Regions from separate parts of the Mus musculus genome. Here region 1 is linked to region 2. A link is a loop called in an ENCODE intact Hi-C map of the cell type or tissue named here. Cell type or tissue: left cerebral cortex. All regions are shown on one strand. Each heading gives the region's core, and the rest is flanking DNA. Links, peaks and the distances in the headings are about the cores only.

Region 1 (7,693 bases), core at 1,595-6,594, 630 kb before region 2:
TGTCTGTATTTCAGCCAGAGTGATTAAAGGTGTATGCTAAGGACAGAGCCACACCCTAACTAGAAACAAATTTAATGTCCTATAACAGTGCTTTTAAACCATTCTTTCAAAATACTGGAATAGTTTGTATTGGATTTCATTGCATACCAATATTTGCATGACTGTATTTGAGTTAGACATAGAGATGATGGTAATTTGACAAGGTTTAGTGTTAGCATTCTGTTTAAACCCCACAGTTACCTGGCAACAACCAGGTATGCTCCTCCTCACAGTTACCTGGCAACAGACATGTAAGCCTGACCTACTATAAAAGGAGCTGCTTGCCCCTTTCCTCCCCTCTCTCTTTCCCTCTTAGGCTCTTCCCTTCCCACATCACTTCCCCATTCCTTCCCCCCCCCCTCTCCATATGTTCATGGCTGGCCTCTACTTCTCTACTCTATCCCTCTCTCTGCCTTTTTCTGCCTCTACTACCCTCTTAACTCCCCTCCCCATACCCTGAATAAACTCTATTCTATACCATACTGCTGTGTGGCTGGTCCCTCAGGGTGAAGGGATGCCTTGGCATGGGCCCACTGAGACATCTCCTTCCCCCACACCTCACCACACACACCTATAGAACAATCTCTTATCTCTTTATCTTTAAAAATGCATCATTTAATACTAGGTACTAATAACACTATTTAACTAGAAGACTCTAAGGTCCAGGCTTCACTTGTTAGAATTATAAACTATAACTTAGAGAGAAAGCCAAGTTATTTTTTTACTTTATCCACATATTTCCCTTGGATAACTACAGATTTAGAGACTAATAGTGAAAGTATTATCAAACTACTGCAGAGAATTTTTTCCTAGTGTACATCCCCACTATAGTGAATATTGTTACCATGTCAACCCAAATGCTATGCCTATCATGAAATATATTTAATAAATTATTTTTATAAGTTACTGTTCTGATTCTGTGATAAAACCCTCTGACAAAGGTAATTTAGGGAAGAAGGCTTTTGTTTTGCACTAATATTTCAGTCCATGATGACAAAGAGGGCATGAAAGAAGAAGCTGAAAACTAGTGGAGGATATTTGTGTATACTCGCAGGAAGCAGAAAGCAAGAACAGGAAGTGTGGTGGGTCTATAAGCCCTTAGAGCCTATTGTAGCGACTTGCTTCTTTAGTAATGTTTTACCTCCAAACTACTTTAGAAGCTCTTAAACAGCGCCTCCAAAGGGGAGATTAATTGTTCAAGTATATGAGCCTATGGAGGGTATTTCTGACTCAGACTACCAGAGTATATCATATATATATATATATATATATATATATATATATATATATATATATATATATATATATATATGTGTGTGTATATTTGAAGCCTTTGCTTTTTCAGACGTATTTTTCATGTACTTATCACTTAGGTGGAAACGTGTATATCTTCTTTCCAAGAAACTTTTCTCTGGCTACTTTCCAGTAGGGTCTCTTTACTACATTTGTGGTTGTTATTCTAGATCGATCTTTTTGTATTTATTTTGCTTGTTTTAATCTCTATTTTAGTGTTATTTATTGTTGTGTGATTTGTTTTTTGTATGTATGTTTCTGTATTCAGTATGAGGATTTTGAGCTGATTCATGTTGGTGCATATATCAGGAGTGATTGATTGTACCCACAGTGTGTTGCTAGTATATCAAGGAGTGCCAAAATATTTATCTAGAACAAGGTGCTGAGACTCTGTATTGAAATTTGCTAAACTCTATAGTCACAGAAGCAAAAGTTCTACACTTGACCAAAAAAAAAAAAAAAAAAAAAAAAAAAAAAAACCTACAAGAAATTCATGAAATGTTAAAGGGGAGAAGTACTACAATAGTGGATTGTGAAAGTAAAGAAGCTCAATTGCTCTAACACTTTATTTTTATCATTTTAGTCAATCCAGCTAAACACATGGAATGCCATTTTTCAAAAAGACTTTGACTTGCAAAATAACCCTCCTAATAAGAACTATGGTAGATGATTTAAACTTACTACTATTACTTTTTATATACTGTATTATAATGCAACATAGTATTGTCATCAGGATAGATAAACCCATAAATATTATTCTACATGTACACATTATATATTTTATAATCATATCATGCTGTGTTTATTTACTTGAGATGGGGAACTTATTATTTAGCTCTGGTTTGCTTGGAAGTCATGGAGAGTCTTCTGCCTTATAAGTGCTGAAATAAAAGCTGAAATGCGGCATCTGAGTCTGTGGGTGCAAACTCTATGATGTCCATCCATTGAGAAAGCACCTGCACTAGCCATCATTCAGAAGCCATCTCATTCATAGCTTGAGATTTGAGCACAATATTACAAATACTTGTTGATATGAATAATTACAATGAACTTATTGTTAAACCCACTTTGCCCTTCTTCAATACACATTATTAGATGATATATTAACATCTTACGTGTGATTGCTTTTAAAATTTTGAAATATTAATCCACACAGTGGCCAGTGGATCTTGAAAGTGGTTTGCACACATTCCATTTTCTTTCTAGATTTAGAACTTTAAGATCCTTTCATCATCTATGAATTGTGGTTTCTTCAGAAAATAGTTCATTTGATTTATATTTGAATATTTATTGCTAGAAATTGTTTTACAAGATCCTTTCACTTCTACCCTCAGTTTGGAATCTATAGTATGGTAGCATATTTTCCTGATGCATATGTGTATGTTCACATGTACATATATGTGTATGTATATACATATATGTGTGTCCATATATACAAACACAGATACATATCTGTATGTCTGGATATGTAGATATAATTGCTTGCATTTCAAAGAAGAAACTTTCAGCTTTGTTATTTTTATAATATATTCTTTTTTTTCTGTGTCTTCTTTCATATTTTTGAACACTTTTGCCTCAAGTATAAGAGCTTTTTCTTATTTTTGGAAGAATTTAATAAATTTTATAATTAATACCTCAAAAAGTTTGATTGTGAGTTTCCATCTACATAAAATATATAATTATATATTATGTATTACATATAAATGACATTTTATATACATAGGTAAATAAATAAAGTGACACAGGGTTGTTCTTGCAGAATGGTCAGGTAGTGCTCATTGTAAATCCACATCAATCCTCCTGCCTAATACAATATTTTTAAATTGTGAGATTTTCATTGTAGAATCATTTGGGAGTAGTTAAGCTCTTTTGCTTTTATTTGGAAAATCTTGGATTCCTGTGTAGTGGAACTACTTCTAACAGCAGTTTTATTCGTTATCCAAGGTGTCCTTTTGACATAAAATAAGGGGAATGTTCTTCACGTTTGGTCATTTTCCCCTAAATGTTCATATATACATTAGTCTTTCTGGCTGACATCTACCTTTGTTTTCCAGCATGAATTTGTCCCTACACATTCAGCTTTAATTGGAAGACTTCAAGAATTTTTAATCAAATACCTAGAAAATTCAATCAAATAAGTCTCCTGCTAGTCCCAATCTGACATGATTGGTACAGTTATTCTGACTTGGATGGCACATCACCACTGTGCTGTAGAAAGACTCTTTACATAGTGTGTATAATCACCACCGGTCAATGAGAAGTCTATGGCCAATGAGTTTAGCTGGATTAGAAGGTGGGACATCCAGAAGACAGAGAGATAGGATTCTGAGAAATAGTCAGGCATGGGAGATTCACTCCAAATGCTGAAGGAAGCAGTTGAGTGACCTGAGGAGAGGTAACTAAACACATGGTGAAACTTGAACTAATTTAAATGAGATAGTTGAGTTATGAGCTAGCAGAATTGAGCCAAGCCTTATGGTTTAGGCATTTATTCATACATATGAAGTCTCAGAGTCATTATTCCAGGGAACAAAGAGAAAGGGTGGAAAAGCCTATGGTCACACCATGCTAGACCTAGAGTTGAGACAGAGAAAGAAGAGAGCAAGGCCTGCAAGTGACACATAAGGGTCCACTCCTTTGCTCAAGGACCTCCTCATAGTGACCTTGCCATCTAAAGGTCAGCTGCAAGTCCCAACAGCACCACCTAGGGAACAACTATTTAATGTGTATACCTTTGTTAGATGCCTTAATGAACTTGGCAGTGCCATAACAATGCAAAATGGTACCAGCAGTGGGGCTGTAAAGCAAGATTATCAATGGGACTTTGAAATGGAGATTGCAAAAACAAATTAAACAGTCAAATGTCACACCCTCCTGAAGGCTCTTGGTTCTTCCTCCTTAGCAGACAAGTTGTCCTGTGAAATGTTGAGAAAAGCATCCCATGCCATCACAGGCTAGGCAGCGGCCTTAGTCTGTCTCAAGCCCAGCTGACAGGTCGATACCACACTCTTTCCTTTTAGCCAGGGCTTGTCTCACCCACGCCAGCTCTGTTTCTCCGGAGCTCCTGGCTCACTAACTTCCCATGGTTGGCTGTTGCCACTTATTTCCCGTGCTTCCAAATTCCTGTGGCTGGCTGGGGTGCACTCTGGCACACCATGCTCTGCCTCTGTGCCTTTCTCTGCAACCCAGTTGAGACGCCACATGAAGGAAAACACTACTCAATCTTAGTTTAGAATCAACAGATGACACAATCGTTGGGCACGGAATCTAGCATCTTAATTTTACAAACTAATCTATGTTAGAAATCTTCTGGTGGGCGGATCCTCCATGAACCAACTGTCACCAGCTTCCTACATTCTGCCTGTGTCCCTTCCTCCCACAGTCCAAAAACAAGTTCCTTTCTCCTGAGTTCCCTCTTCTTCCCCTACCTGGAAGTCCTGCCTCCTTCTCACCCAGTAATGCTTGTAATCTTTTTTTTTGGGGGGGGGGTGGGGGTTGGGGGGGGTGGAAAGGGGAAGGTTCCACCAAAACAAGTCAGAGAGTGGACTGGTTAAGTAGACCTGCTTATGGTTTTATGACTGGTCCATTAAGCAGTGCTACCTAAGACTATTTGCCTTTTAATTGTTATATGTCTCTTGGTTTAGTTTATCACTTTTAATGGACCCGCCTCCAGGGCATTTCTTGTTTTTTCCTCAATTGGGCTTTCATTTTGTAGATGAAACTCCATAATTGATGTGCTCTATATCTTGTCTTGTATACCATTCCATCTTTAGTTCTAGAGATACAGTGACACATATGGCCATGTATTTATGCACTCATACATTAGCTGTAAGATGCACTCATACACTTAGCCAAGAATTAGCTTAAAATAGCGTTTCTTTCTAACTTGGAGACGCTGTGTGGGCTTCCTTGGAAGGTGTTTTCTATTGTGACTTTGAGTCACCCTGGGGCATGCTTATTTTTTTCTTAAACACTAGAAATCTGTGTCTCTGCCTCCACTTAATGTACATGTGCTGGTAAGGAGGGGAAGTAATCCACTCCTTAACATTACACAACAAGACTGTGGGACTTTGTGAGCTTGCAGATGTTGAGATGTTCCTGGTCTTTTGTGTTCTCATTTGGTGACCACACAGGCTTCTCTATTTTCCTTGGGACATTTCTAATCCTGGAGACTTAGAACTGGATATAGTTCAAGGTAGGATTCATACCTGCTATTTCTGTTTCTTTGGAAACATAAAAACCTGTTCCTTCTAAAGTGGAGGCTGGAAGCTTTTTGGCATTAGTGTATAGGTTTTCACTTCTTGGCTCAGCCTGAAAATATACTAAATATTGTACTAAGTCTGCCACTTCTAAGCATGAGTTAGGGACGGGCTCTTTTTTTTTTACCTTGATGAATCTCAGCCACCCAGAATTGTCTCCATTCTTAATACAGACTGGGAGACTTTCTTTACGTGTTACACTTCTAGTTAATAAAAATATTCCAACACCAGTGGGAAGTTGTTAGGCTGCCTAAGTCATCATTAGACAAAGATGATCTAGTCCTTGAAGGACAGCACTGAGCTTAACATTTTTAATACAGGTTTTCCTCGACATCTTCCTTGAAAATAAAGGTCTTAAACTTTGCCAGCTAATAGTACTGCTCCCTATTATCATATCCAGGAAAAAAAAAAAACCCTGCTTATTCAAAGAGAGTGGAGCCTGAGAATGGAACGTTTGCCAAGTTCCCACCATTGGAGCTTCTGTCCAGGAAGTTTCATAGGAGATTTCATAGGAAGGACATTGATTTGAGGTCTTAACTAGGTTACTGAAAAAAGTAGTCTTAAGAAGTAGACAGAACTGGCTTCCATTCCATACAGGGTATCAAACTGAATTATCTTGGGTACACATTGGTGAACTTTACTGACCTCGTTCACTCTGATACTGGTTTGAAATATCCTGATGAGCACATTTGTATTATCCTCAGCAGTACTGGAATCTATGATTCATTCTGTAGATCCCATAGAAACTGGTCATTAATAAGGACCAGTCCCTTCTTGTAGGAGCACTCATCCATCCAGAATTGATCATTTTACTAGACGCACAGAAAACAAATGGCAATCCAATGCTGTCCTCTTAGCATACCAGAGACTACAAGGTTGTAATACATGGTTGCTGAGAGGTGTTGAGGTTAAAGGAGGATGCAGTTTGGTAGTAGCTATATTGACTTATTTTTTTTTTTTACCTGTGGCTTGGCATTGCGGAGGAGTATGACTCTTCCAATTCATGGATAGGTAAAAAGAACTAACTTTTCTCCCCAAGGCTAGATCAGTCATGTGTGCCTGCATATCTTGAAGTCTGAAGGCACTGATTATCAGGCTATCACTAATTCCCCTTTGTAAGCAAAAGTAGGGTAACACTTTATTGACATACAATTCATGTACCTTAGAATACATTCAGTTAGATGATATAAGTTAATGGCTTTTGATATCCACAGGTTTTTATGTAAGTTATAATACACACGCATGTATACTTATTAGAATTTATGTGTCATTCTTCACACATTCTCTCATTTTGTTTGTAAAGACTTACCTACTCTGAAGAGTTTATAAAAGTAAATCATGTACCTTATTGTTTACCATAATCACCTTTAGTTTAGTACATTTACAGGGTACTATCTATCATCTATCTTTCATCTGTCATCTACCTAACTCTCATCTGTCTGTCTGTCTGTCTGTCTATCTATCATCTGTCTTTATCATCTGTCTGCCTTTCTGTTTTTCTCTGTCACTGTTGCTGTCTCTGGCTCTCTCTGTGTATTTACATTAATTTCTTAGTTATTGACAACAAATATTCCATTATACAAGTACACTATGTTTTGTTCATCTATTCATTCATTTGAGGGCATTTGAGCTGCTGTAAAATTATGTATTATAGAAAAATTAAGGTTGAAATTAGGTAATTTACTTTCTCCAAACTTCTTTCTTTTTTCCCATAAATGTTTTATTAACTCTGGCTACCTTGCTTTCCCATATAAGCAGCTGGATCAGCTAGCAAACTTGTACAAAAAAAGTAGCATAGATTTTTATCAGTATCGAGTCTAGAAATCAATTTATAAAAGCTGAGCTTACCATGGTTAATGTATATGTCAACTTGATTGGCCATGTAGTGTCCAGTTACTGGGTCAATTATTATCCTGGACTTATAAGTGAGAGTGTTTTCAGATGAGATTACTGTTGGGATTTTTAGATTTAGTAAAATTGATTGTTTTACCTAATTGATTTTTTTTTTTTCATTTCAATTGAAAGTTTGACTAGAACTGCTTTGAAGTAGAAAATTGGTTTTCTTCTGCTTTCAGACTTACTCTGAGCTCTTGGTTCATTCC
Region 2 (7,693 bases), core at 1,823-6,822:
TACTACTTTTAAAACATGTTGACAATTGTATACACGTGTATAAAGCATTTTGATCATATCACCCCATATTACCCTCTCTTATGCCTTCCCATTTTACACTCTCTTATGCCTTCTCACTCCCACTGAACTCCTTCTTCCCAACAAGTTTCCTGCCTATCTTCACATCTTCTTTTTATGACACACTGATATTCACTCGGAGCATAGAAAACTAATCAATGGCTGCATAGCTGTAGAAAAGGATCCTCTCTCCTTCAGCAACAATTAACTATCAATAGCCTTATAAGAAGAGTAGAGTCTCCCAATACCCTGCCGCATCCATGGTCATCTCATATTTTTTTATTGTTAGTTATTTGACATCTTATACATGTATAATAAGTTATTATCGTCTCAGGTTTTCCTATCTTTTTTCTACCAAAATCAACTCTTTGATTCCCTTTGATTCCCACACTTTTTTGTTCCCTTTCCCTGATTCATGTTTTGTTTTGTTTTGTTTTGTTTTGTTTTGTTTTGTTTTGTTTTGTTTTGTTTTGTTTTGTTTTGTTTTTTTATGTGACCCATGTAGGTGAACCAGAGCTATCTGTATAGCTACTAGATCAGGAGTATCTGATGTAACTTGGTGGAGTCAACAGTAACAATTAAAGGCAATAACTCTATCTTTCCATGAATCTGTCTTTAGGGAATATTTCAGCTGTGAAGACCATTTTTATTTCATCTGTGAGGGCCATTTTTGCTTAACTGTTCATGGGTCCCTTCTTGTGTTGATGATTTGTGCAATCGTCTGTAGTTATTGAGACTTCATGGTTACAATGTCTATGTATTCCCCAGAAGATGATATTTTCCAGTCCTTTTCTGGTTTTTACATTCTTTCCATGCTTATATTACAATGTTTCTGGAGAAATGTTCAGAACAGATATGATAAATGTCTTATTTATGTATAAACACTCAACTGTTACTTATTCTTAGTTCTTTGTTCAACTAGAAGTCTCTTCTCATTAACTGTCACCCATTAAAAAGAAACACTTTGCTGATTAAGATTAAGAGTGCTGATTGTCTACTGGTTTGAACATATATGTTTAGAAGATAGTTTGACATTATTTCAATTTACCTCTAAAAATTAAGCATCCCTCCCCCACAGCCTATGATCCTCCCACCCAAGGATTTACTGTACTAGGATCTGAGTGGATTTACTGTATTAGGTAGAGATTTACTTCTATAGATGAGGCCTCAAATCCAGTTATCAAGTGGTTGTAAATTCTATGTCATGATTACATAAGCTGCCACATTCTGCCTGCCAGTTTGGTATTGGAGTTTATTAGGTTCTCAGTGAGGTAAAGCTCCTTATAACTTTTCTCCTCTGGTGTCATGCATAGGATCTTCAAGTTTATGAATGCTAGCCAGAAATGGGAAACTTCCATCTCAGTTTCTGCCTGCTTTATATCATGTAAACAAATTGTGTGGTGTCTTCGAAAACAGGGCTAACTTGTCTAGTTCTGGTTAACAACCAATAGGAACAGTAAGAGTATGTATTGTTTGGGGTCTGGGTTTTCCCTGACCATCTCTTAAGGAATTATCCCAAACCAGTCACACGGAATTCTTATTTAAAAACCTATAAATTCCCTGGGAAAGATTATTTCTTTTTGTATTTTTAGTTGTCCATATTTCTTCATATAGAATTTTTCTCCCGTCCACTTTAGTTTGTCTATTGTTGCTATTCTTGATCATCTCATGTATAGACAGTCATATTAAAGTTAAGACTCTATGGCTGTAGCTTCTGATATTGCTATGACACACAATCTCACACCAAACTCCTCCATCCTCTGACCCTTACAATCTTTATGCTCCTTCTGTGCAGCAATCCCTTAGCTTAAGTTCAGAGGTTGTTTTGTAGATGTTCCATTGGATTTAGACGTCATATTCTCCATTTTGATTGGTCATGATTTTCTGTAATGTTCTCTGTTGAAAAGGGAAGTTTCTTTGATGAGAAGTGTATGCTAATTTTTGAGTATAAGAAGAAATATTTAAAATATAATTGGAGGTCATGTTGCTTTAATAAAATATCATTTGTAGGTGTTCCTCCAAGATTCATGACTTCTCTGGTGATGGGTGGTTGACTGGGCTTCTAGTACCAGGTGTAATTTCCTTCTTTTTGAGCAGATCTGAAGTCCAATTAGAGAGTTATTGGTTGTTACAAAGGTATGAGAGCTACTACTGTACCCTTGGGGTTACCATGCCAAGTCGGGCAGAGTTGTGGTTCATAGTTGACATAGGTAGGGAGGACTGTTTGTTCTTTTGGAAACTTGCAATCACCTTACAGTACAATGAAAGCCTGTCATCAAAAAGGAAGCTTTCAGGTTAGCTCTGCTCGGGGTCTCTGAATGCTGATTTTGAAGTGTATGAAGTCTTCAACAATAGAGACTTGCCTTTTCATTTGCCTTGAGGAAAGGTAAGGATAATAGCAGTATCCTGTTATATTTTGGGAGTCTTTGGGATAATCCTAACAACTCACAAGAGGTATTCTTGTGCCTGGTGTTGGGTTTTTGTTATATGACTTTTGGCTACTAGAGAGAGCACTGTCATTTCAGATAAGAAATTTTAATTTAAACTGTATGTGGATATTTATAAATGTACTTGTGTGAATTATGGTTTTACTTAAGTAGATAGTTAATAGTATAATTTCTTTAACTTTTGCAGACACCCTTACTATTATTTTACTCTCTTTCTCCTGTATTTATCATCTCTTCTCTCCTTTATTACAGCCTCCCCATTTTTCATATTTTTAGATAAAATCTCTCATACCTTCTATTCCCCTCTCTATTGCTTTCCCAACCCTCTATCCAGGCAACAGTTCCTTTTAACTTCCCTAGTTTCTGTAGGTATTCCAGGATATGTACTTTCATCTGAAGATTTGGACCTAGGAGCACCCTGTAGAGAGAATATGGTCACTTTACTCAATATGATTATTCAAGTTACATCCAATTACCAGCAAAGTTCATGATTTAGTTTTCTTTACAGTTGAACAGTATTTCATAGTATATATTTACCACATTGTCATTATCCATTTGTTGGTTGATTCCATCTCCTAGCTACAAGAGCAAGTCTCTGTGGTATAGGATGTTTAGAATCTATGGAACTATTCCAGGGAATAGTATCACTACCTCAAGGCATCCTCCTCTTAACATACTCCTTCTAGACTGCTGGCCTTCAAAGGAACTCAGGGTGAAGGACACAAAATTAGAGAATCCTAACTAGAAGTCATGTTTTAATGAGAACAAGCAACATTTGTTCTGTGTGTATAGATTCGCTTACTCAGTATATATTTTCCAGTTTTATCCTTTAATTATAAATTTCATAATTTTATTTCTATGTATAGATGAAGAAAATTGTGCTGTGTATATAGACCATGTTTTCATTATGCAGTCATCAATTGATAGGCATCTGTGTTGATTCCATTTTCCAGGCATGGAAGAGAAGATGAGTAGAGTGCCAAACATGAGGAGAACATATCTCAGTAGTAGAATCAAGTCTTCAATGCATTGGAGACATTCTGAAATTTAGAGCAATGGAGGTTTCAATCTCTGTACATGACCACTGGAATAATATTATAAAGATGTGGTAAGTAATGTGTAGACACATAAAATTCATACCTTGAAGTAGTCCACATCACTTCTGCTTCTGCTTAATTTACCAAAACAAATCACATGAATAAATATGTAGAAGGCAGGAGGCAGAAGAAATCCTGTTCTTGAATGGGAAGAACTGAAATCTTATTAATGAACCTCAAATGTTAATACAAGTGGGAAAGTGAGGGAAACATCTGAGCAGCTGAGAAATGTAATAAAGTTGTTGGTCACATGACTGCTGTCTTAGTTATTTGTCTTCTTACTGTGACAAAATACTTTACTAAAGCAACTTGAGGAAGAAAGAGTTTATTGTTTGAAGGTTTATAAGGACAGGGAAGGTGCAGTGGAGAGACCACAGACAAGCTGGTCACATTGCTTCTACAGGCAGGAAGAGTGTATAAGCAGGGAAAGAGATGTTGGCTAGTACCCCATTGGCTTCCTCTTTTATCCTTTGTCTTCACTATGGAATTCTAGGCTGTAAGATGGTACCTAACAAATTCAGGGTGAGTCTTTCCTTCCTGCTCTGGAAACACCCTTACAGACCTACACAGTATATGTCACCTAGGTAATTCTAAATGCATTTGACTATGAGATTGTCTTCACATCCACAAATAGTAAATTGCATCATCCTGAATTTTCTCACAAAACATCTTTTTTCCCTTTGTCAGTCAATGCAACTAACTGTCCTATCAAATATATTGAAGTATGTTTCATATATTTAAAATGTATGCAGCTTTCCATTTCTAGCAGAATTATTTTTGCTATTACCATTATCTCATGTGAAAATAACTGAAATTGTATCTTCTTTGTGTCCAGGTTCTACTATAAGTGGTCATTTGTTACAAAACTTCAGAGATTTACCAAAACATAGCTCAAATGAGGAAACTTCTTCCACTTGGATCTGATTTAAGATGAGAGTGAAAATGAGACTTAACTCTCCGAACATTGAGAGACCCATTCCTTCTCGTTACAAGCTCTCTGACCCAGAATCCAGATTCGCAGTGTATTTCTTCATCCTCTAGACTTGTTGTACTCTCACAGCTATGGAGTATGTAGTCTCTGTTCTGAAATGGTCCTCCCACTCATTTCACTTGCTTTGTTCTTTTCCAGCTCTTGAGTCTCAGATTATAATTTGCTTCAGGACCTATTGTTTTTTAAACCAGATTTAGTGATTTCATTGATGCGTTTCACTTGGCTGAGGACAGTAGAATGCCTGGAAGATTACCAGTGCTTAACAGCATTGAATGAATGGCTAAACCAAAAGTCCATTGTATATACTATACCACTGCTAAATATTTGAATGAAAAGTGTTACTTTCTTTTTTGGACTTAGTTGAATGGAATCTTACAATCTACATCCTTACATATATAGCTTCTTTTATTCAATATAATTATTTTAAGATTCATTTTTGTTGGTCCATGTTATTGTTGAGTAGTATCTATTATGGCTGACAGTGTTTATCCATTCACCTGTTGGTGAGATTCAGTCCAGCACAGCAGTCAGCAGCCTTGTACATGTGTCACTGATTTAACCTCTTAATTGTCCTTTCAAAAACTTACTACTGATTGAAGTGTAAGTTAAAAAAAACAGAACAACAAAAATGCCCATTTTTCTCAACCTGTCAGATTCCTCATCACCTCTCTTCTGATCATTTTATTCTTCGACAAAGTGAACAACTTTTAGGCCCTTGGAAGTGTTTGCATTATCTTTTCCATTGTACATTGCCAGGCTCCCTTCTGCCCTCTACAAGTAGAATCATTTCTTGTCTGATTTACTCTTTCCTTTACATCTTAATTTCCTAACTATAGTATGATTTTATATATGCAATGACTTTTTTGTCCATTTTATCATTGGGCTTTTAATACCTAAAATACTATCTCACACATAGGCATGCTTATCTTAAAAATCAGACAAAGGAGACCAATTTAAGCAAAGCCACATACAAGCTCCCAGAGAAGATTAATTTCATGTTTATCTCTCCTCTGATAATAATGTGGTCACTCTCTATGAAAGCCGTGATGTGCTATTATACCTACTTTCTACTGTTGTCAGAAGAGCTTTGTTAGAGTTAATACAATGACATACTGGATCAATGAGATAAATCTTTAAAGTCCCTGGCACATTGATACAATGTATTTGCTTCATTTTTCTTTCCATAATTGCTTTTTCTCTCTTGTATTTATAATAAACCTACCAATCTGTAAGTGAAAGATAATGCATATTAAATAAATGTTGAATATAATATGCTGTGTATACTGTAAATACATAAAGTTCTCTATGCATCTATATAATATATTTTGATAAATAAAAGCATATTATAATTTAAATTTTTCATGCAAAGTATATGGCATATGGGAACACAGATAGACACTTTCATATAAATAGAAACATGCTACATATTAAACTATTAATATAGTGTTCAAGGAGGATTGAATTATTTAAACATATGTATAATTATATATAGACATACATATAAGACAGCATATACAGCAGATTTTAAAAGCTGTGGGATGTGTTGCACCATAAAAATGGAATGGTTTAAAAATAGCAGGATCATCTTTGTGCTAAAGAAAAGAACTCAAAGTAGTGATGTCACAAACACAGTGACAAGCTCAGAGACTTCTTGTGTGGTCTAAGAACACATGGGAACTTTGTTAGAGATTTTTTGTTTGTTTGTTTGGTTGGTTGGTCATTGGGATTTTTTTTTTTTGATTTGTTTTGGTTTTGCTTGTTGTTTGTTATGGGGTTTTTTTTGTACAGTCCGAGAGCTGACTATTCAAGTCCTCTCTGAGTGTCAAATATTTATTCTTTAGGACACCACTTCCAAAACACCAGAGAAAGCTATTGGGATATTGGGGTTATACCTCAGAATATTTAACAGATTTGACAGATGATTGCAAGGAAGGCTGTATTCTGAGAATCTTTCATCTAAGCCCATACCTTGGGCACATAGTGTGTTGCTAAAGACTGTGAGGCATGATGGGAGAACAGCTGTGAGTGGGAAGTTAAGATTTTGCGTGGGGCAGCACAGAAGGCTGCAGACTGGTGGGTGCTTGGTTGCATGGCATCCTGGATTCAACAAGGTGTGGGTGATTGGAGAACTACTGTTTCAAAGAAGACCTTATGTTCCCTTTCAAGGTAAAGGAAGCAAGAGTTTGAGCTGTGTGCATCTCGGTTTCTCATTTCAGCCTCAGTCTCCTCCTGTTCCTTGACCTTTCTATCAACACATTTTTCGTTGGAAACATGATATGAATCACAGCGGGGCTCAGTGCTGTCTGCCTCTCTTTCCTCTTCTCAGTATTTTATGACAAATCCAGACTTAGGTTTTGGGCAAGCACATATAGTGGCAGCAACCACCTGGCCTCTGAGGAAAAGATACTTCCGAGCTGTTTTGCCAAGCCTTGTACATATCACAAATGACAGGATTTTAAAGATTAATTAGACTATATTGCCCTCTCGTTTTAGGCTAAGGAACATTTAAGAAGATATAAAATCACCACACAACTAAGCAGTGAAGACATTCTGATATGCAAGTGTCTACACTTGATCTTCCAGAAATCCATTGTCCCACTTCTTTAAAGGCAATTTCTATAAACGTTTGTAACTAAATATAAGGTATATTGTGAGTGAATAAAACATTAAATGAGTAATTAGTGACTGATAAGCAAGCATTGTGATGAAAATTGAAATTTTGTTTCAGTATCAGTTAGACATCCTTCACTTGCTAGAAAAGCAGCATAGTCAATAAGTTACATTGGATAATGCTTTTGTTGCCTGAACTTTACTGATATTTTAAATTTCCTAGCATAAAAGCAGAACATATATGATATACAAGTTCATGAACTTCTCATATCTGAACCTGTCTGAACTTTCTAAAATGTTAATAGATATTAATAGACTGCCCAGATGCTTAAAAGTTAATATTAGCCGGTCAATGGTGGCACATGCCTTTAATCCCAGCACTTGGGAGGCAGAGGCAGGTGGATTTCTGAGTTCGAGGGCAGCCTGGTCTACAGAGTGAGTTCTAGGACAGCCAGGGCTACACAGAAAAACCCTATCTCGAAATAAAAAAC

The links. Hi-C counts contacts between places; a loop is a spot of excess contacts. Peaks named below come from ENCODE experiments on the same cell type or tissue, not always from the same donor. Only the 100,000 strongest peaks of a DNase experiment are listed, where the experiment ranks them.
Region 1: it touches region 2 in a loop (5-fold over the local background); 2 of 42 quality-filtered maps call a loop at or near these places.

What each region holds. Positions count from the first base shown.
Region 1 is chr14:39,673,250-39,680,942 of GRCm38, forward strand. The region is part of intron 2 of 1700109I08Rik (RIKEN cDNA 1700109I08 gene); the gene reads left to right. Among named protein-coding and RNA genes, the nearest start is that of 1700109I08Rik, 21 kb to the left of the region's middle. In left cerebral cortex, for the core only: no CTCF peak of the experiment used is centred there; DNase peaks (open chromatin) are centred at 4,531 and 5,245.
Region 2 is chr14:40,301,861-40,309,553 of GRCm38, forward strand. No RefSeq gene overlaps it. Among named protein-coding and RNA genes, the nearest start is that of Gm24388, 120 kb to the right of the region's middle. In left cerebral cortex, for the core only: no CTCF peak of the experiment used is centred there; DNase peaks (open chromatin) are centred at 4,670, 6,168 and 6,655; H3K27ac peaks cover 317 bases.